2 separate regions of the Homo sapiens genome follow, and region 2 is linked to region 1. A link is an interaction called in ENCODE POLR2A ChIA-PET data of the cell type or tissue named here. Cell type or tissue: OCI-LY7. All regions are shown on one strand. Links, peaks and the distances in the headings refer to the core of each region. The heading gives the core; the rest is flanking DNA.

The links. Peaks named below come from ENCODE experiments on the same cell type or tissue, not always from the same donor. Only the 100,000 strongest peaks of a DNase experiment are listed, where the experiment ranks them.
Region 2: POLR2A ChIA-PET joins it to region 1 with 12 read pairs; 2 of 35 experiments call an interaction of 5 or more read pairs at or near these places.

Annotation. Positions count from the first base shown.
Region 1 is chr12:96,314,437-96,317,348 of GRCh38, forward strand. All of the region lies in intron 3 of CDK17 (cyclin dependent kinase 17), which reads right to left. Among named protein-coding and RNA genes, the nearest start is that of CDK17, 85 kb to the right of the region's middle. RefSeq lists enhancers at 1,138-1,770, 1,771-2,401. In OCI-LY7, for the core only: no CTCF peak of the experiment used is centred there; a DNase peak (open chromatin) is centred at 1,471; H3K4me3 peaks cover 1,193 bases; H3K27ac peaks cover 1,174 bases.
Region 2 is chr12:96,165,553-96,168,464 of GRCh38, forward strand. All of the region lies in intron 1 of LINC02452 (long intergenic non-protein coding RNA 2452), which reads right to left. Among named protein-coding and RNA genes, the nearest start is that of LINC02452, 5.5 kb to the right of the region's middle. RefSeq lists a silencer at 739-1,033. In OCI-LY7, for the core only: no CTCF peak of the experiment used is centred there; no DNase peak of the experiment used is centred there.

The DNA of each region.
Region 1 (2,912 bases), core at 156-2,655:
CATTTATGCCTAGTGTTCCATTATTGGAAGCTAAGCATGTGGGAGCTACTTATATCCTACTGCTCAAGGTCATCACCAAGGTCTGATTGCAAAAATTCAAAAAACTGCAACTTCAGGAATCCACCCACCTTGGCCTCTCAAAGTGATGGGATTACAGGCATGAGCCACCACATCTGGCCAAGTTGTATACTCATATACCTGCATTTGTCAGTCATTATCTAATAACCCAGCAAGAAGAGTGTACTAGGAAACAAATGCTGGATCTCTAGAACTCCTCTCTTGCCACTATTACTTTCTATACACGTATTCATTTTCCAGAAAGAAGCATGTTGTTTCATGCTGCAGTGCTTTAACACACTTTTTTTCTCGTTTTTAAAAGATGCCTTTTCCTATTTTATCAACTTTGTGAGATCAGGCTTAGTCTTCAAACTATGCTCATGTGTCATCACTCAGTGAAGTCTTTTCTAATCTCAGACACAGTTGACTACTGTGCCCCCACCCACTGCACTGAAGAACATTTTTTGGTGCATGTGATTTTATAAGATCCTTGGGGATGGGATTTAGCTTGTTCACTTTTCTATTTCCAGAACTTAACCAACTGTCTGGCACTCAGAAGGTGCTTAACAAGTATTCAAGGGAACTGCATATTAACTAACAATCAAGGAATGGCCTAGATAACTAGATCTCTTTTTCAAATAAAGTTATATAAAATATCAATGTGTGAGACAATTGTATTTTATAAGTATAAATGTTAACTTTTAATAATATTTACATATAAAATCATGAGGACTGCTTAGATTAAGGAGAAATTTGAACTCAAGGGTCTTATATCAACTCTATCTTAAAACTCACTTTATGTCTGTATTTTTGTCTTGGTTAACTCAATATTAAGAAAACTCCAATTAATATTCATAAGCAGTTGCAAATGGTAATGGATTTTTAATAGCTCAATATGTAATCTAAGAATACACTTCAGTTATGTTGAGATTTCCATAGAAATTTTATGGTGATATGTGAACAAAAAATTAATTTGGCAGCAAAAGTAATGTATTGGTGATTGATTCCTAACCTCTTAAAATTTGGTATATAACACATCTAAGGTCCTGTATTCATTTCTGTCACACCTTCAAAATGTTAAAAATAATTTAATCATGGCTTCCATTTCTAGTGAGATATGAAAATCTCCCTTTCCTCAAGAAAATGTTGACTAAAATACAATATTTTAAAATGCACAGCTAAATGTGCAAGAATGTATTGGTAATACCTAGGAAGCAAAAACAAAGAGAGGACTGAAAACCCAAAGCTGTTATACATAAATTGACTCTATCAGTGTCTTAGGAGAGGCTGCTGATGTTGATGAGAAGGTCCCTGGGTTTACCTTCCACATTGGGATAAAAAATGAAGCCCTGGGTTTCTGAGTTACAAGTGAGACCTTCCCACAGAAAGGCTCAACTCCCAAAGTGCTACACTTTTGAGACTTACAGGGTACATTTAAAAAAAAAATCAGAGGGAGGAGCCAAGATGGCCGAATAGGAACAGCTCCGGTCTACAGCTCCCAGCGTGAGCGACGCAGAAGACGGGTGATTTCTGCATTTCCATCTGAGGTACCGGGTTCATCTCATTAGGGAGTGCCAGACAGTGGGCGCAGGCCAGTGTGTGTGCGCACCGTGCACTAGCCGAAGCAGGGCGAGGCATTGCCTCACCTGGGAAGCGCAAGGGGTCAGGGAGTTCTCTTTCCGAGTCAAAGAAAGGGGTGACGGACGCACCTGGAAAATCGGGTCACTCCCACCCGAATATTGCGCTTGTCAGACCGGCTTAAAAAACGGCGCACCACGAGACTATATACCACACCTGGCTCGGAGGGTCCTACGCCCACGGAGTCTTGCTGATTGCTAGCACAGCAGTCTGAGATCAAACCGCAAGGCGGCAGCGAGGCTGGGGGAGGGGCGCCCGCCATTGCCCAGGCTTGCTTAGGTAAACAAAGCAGCCACGAAGCTCGAACTGGGTGGAGCCCACCACAGCTCAAGGAGGCCTGCCTGCCTTTGTAGGCTCCACCTCTGGGGGCAGGGCACAGACAAACAAAAAGACAGCAGGAACCTCTGCAGACTTAAATGTCCCTGTCTGACAGCTTTGAAGAGAGCAGTGGTTCTCCCAGCACGCAGCTGGAGATCTGAGAACGGGCAGACTGCCTCCTCAAGTGGGTCCCTGACCCCCTGACCCCCGAGCAGCCTAACTGTGAGGCACCCCCCAGCAGGGGCACACTGACACCTCACACGGCAGGGTATTCCAACAGACCTGCAGCTGAGGGTCCTGTCTGTTAGAAGGAAAACTAACAAACAGAAAGGACATCCACACCGAAAACCCATCTGTACATCACCATCATCAAAGACCAAAAGTAGATAAAACCACAAAGATGGGGAAAAAACAGAACAGAAAAACTGGAAACTCTAAAACGCAGAGTGCCTCTCCTCCTCCAAAGGAACACAGTTCCTCACCAGCAACGGAACAAAGCTGGATGGAGAATGACTTTGACGAGCTGAGAGAAGAAGGCTTCAGACGATCAAATTACTCTGAGCTACGGGAGGACATTCAAACCAAAGGCAAAGAAGTTGAAAACTTTGAAAAAAATTTAGAAGAATGTATAACTAGAATAACCAATACAGAGAAGTGCTTAAAGGAGCTGATGGAGCTGAAAACCAAGGCTCGAGAACTACATGAAGAATGCAGAAGCCTCAGGAGCCGATGCGATCAACTGGAAGAAAGGGTATCAGCGATCGAAGATGAAATGAAGTGAGAAGGGAAGTTTAGAGAAAAAAGAATAAAAAGAAATGAGCAAAGCCTCCAAGAAATATGGGACTATGTGAAAAGACCAAATCTACGTCTGATTGGTGTACCTGAAAGTGATGCGGAGA
Region 2 (2,912 bases), core at 151-2,650, 150 kb before region 1:
ATCTTGGATTCTGTTCACCTTGGTAACCTCCAGCGCGTGTGATTATGCTGTTTCCCTACTTATTAAGTTAAAAGGATGTGTTTTCTATGGCAATGGAGACAAAAACAATCTCTTTCCAGAGACTGTATCCTGGCCTGGCCGGAGACTGTTCTGTCTTTTCCATTTGTCATTTCTGGGGAGGGCATGAGCTTTCCTGAAGTTCCGTGTGTGATAGGGCGGCTCCCTTTCAGGAGCATTTGAACAAAAGCTGAAAGTGGCTACATCATTGCTTCCCACGAGGCAGGGGTTTGGTTCGGCTCCCTGGTTTCAGCCAGAGATGAGCTTTGAGAAACTCAACCATAAGGGACACAAGAAATGTATCCTCACTCCACCCCCAAGTAACTAGTGAGGGCTGGAGTTGTCCCTTTCCACCCCGCTTGCCGTCTGTCCTCCCACCCCCCAGGGCTCAGAAGAAGCTGCCACAGGAATCTCGGCTGCCCACCCTGAGGCCGCACAGCTCTGGTTTTAGGGTTATGAAAACCACGGCTCTAACAGGGAGAATTCCATCACTAAATCTGAAAGAAGAGGGCCTAGATGAAACCAGGGAGCAGCTTTGGGGACTCACGCCACCTTATGCCTCGGCCTTGTGTTTTAAACCAAGTCGTTCCTTTCTGCCTCTGGTTACATAGATAGGTGACAAAAAAAAAATTATAGAAAAATGTTATCAGATTCCCTGGTTTTGGGAAGAGGGGCGTGAGGGAAAAGGCCTTCTCAAGGGCAAACTTTGAAATGTAAGAAGTTTCTCTCCACTCTTCTTCCTGACTGAAAGGCTTCACATTGGCTAGGGATCACAGAAGTCACTTCCACACTCGCTGTAATGGGGACTGCCAGGCACTAAAAGGAGCATCCGTCACCTCTCAGATGGGGCCAATCACACATTTCAGGAGCAAACAGTTACAGTTAGTAGACAGATTTCCTAGACACTTGCCCTTATGGGAAATTAAAGTACCCCCTACCCCCCTCAAAATAGCTCATAAGTCTAAGGATCTTCCCCAGCCCATCAGAGGATGGAGTTCTGAGTGGACTGTGCTAGATTTTTAGGGGATATCTTTTTCTGAATTGCTTTTTCCAGAACGAATGACTTCCATTATGTTCAGCCAGGGACCAATTTTTCACTTAAGTATGTAAAGCAAAATATGACTTTTTCCCTGGATATGTTACAACAGAAAGCTTTCCTGACAGCTGCCAGGCAGGTGATTAAAGCGTATTATATAAAAGCCCAGGTACAAGTAAGAGGGTGACCTTGAGTTCTCAAACCAGTGTAAAATGCTATTTAAGATGGATTCAGAGAGCTCTGCTGTGTGTAAGGAATGCCTGCATTTTCAGAAAACAGCAGATGAAGACTCATTCATGCAACACACACGTATTGAACAGCTGTTGCCCTCCAGCCCTACATTCATTCATTCATTCATTCATTAATGCATTCATTCATTCATGTGTTCATTCATTTATAGAAGGTGCCAGGCACTGAGTTACATTTGAAGAACAATCAGGGGTGATTTTCAACACATGTAACAGGAAGGCTTTCACCCTAACTCACCAGTTTTGTTTTTCAGGGTTTCAGGAGGACTTTGGAGATATTGCTGGGCCTGTGCTGGAGGCCCTTTGCTCCTGTGTCAGGTGTTAACCCTTGAGTCACTTGGTGCATTTTGATATTTTAGTAACCACTACAGCTTGCCAGCTGGCTCAGTCCTGAATACAGTAATATACAAGTCCTTGATCTCTGGAAGCCAGCATTTTAGAGTCTGCTACATTTCCAGAAAAATAAGCCTGAGTCCCAAGCTGACCTGAGCCCAAAGTCCTGCATGGGCTTCAGGAGGTTCTCAACTCCCATGAAAAGGAGGCAGCAAGGGCCCTTCTAATCCAAGGCTGAGCATCAGATGGAGCTTGAGCGAGCCAGGGAGTCCTGCTAAGGATGATGAACCAGGAGAGGGACTCCCCTGGCTCTCCAAGCTCTGTTTCTCACAGGACCCAGTAGGGCTGTGGCCTCCACCTGTGGAATCAGGCCTGCCACACTCCAAGACCAGCAGGCCTCTGAGCAGGGGGTCTCTAAAATAGCCCAGCAGATGACTCAGTTCCAAGCTTCCACTTTGATGGTAGGGCTTCTCACCTGTTGCTTTTCTTACAGCCAGCTCTCTTCATACATTTAGGTTACCTGCCTGGCCCCTATGGACATGTGATTCCTCAGCTACCCTCTTCCTAAACACAGGTTTCATTTAGAGTCAAAGTTAGAAGCATATTAACCTAGGCCTGAGCCTGTCTTAACTTATTTTACCCGTAATGAGGGTGAACAGTCATCATTATTGCTCTGATAAAACATGTACAGGAAGTCTAGAAGTATGCAAGGGGCTCACCTCTCTGGTGAATTGTCAGCAAGTATCAGGTTAAAGGAAAACAGTGAGAAGAGAAAGCAATAATGGGCAAATTTAAAGTAACTATTGGAGAAAGCTTATAACAATTGGGAAGAAAATCTTGGATTCCAACAGCCCCAAATCATGTAAGACCTACAATTTCTACATGAGTACCAAACAATCAAGTTATTAGGTTATTAAATGAAATTCACTATGATTACAAATAGTTTCCTGTAAAAGTCCAATATTGTATAAAATATTACTATAAACCAACATTATTGTCTTTAAAACTCATTTACTGGAAACTTTGCATTCAGATACCGGCCATCACCATCTAACTGGTCCCCTTGGAAGACCTGCTCCTTTTCCCATGACACCCCTACAGAAAACATTTTAGAACTCCTTGTCCCAAATCCTTGTGTGGGCTAATCCTCAAAGCCAATTTATAAGTCACTTAGAAAAAGACTCTTATATTGTTTTATATTCATATATTTTGTTTGTTTCTTTGTTTTTTGAGATGGA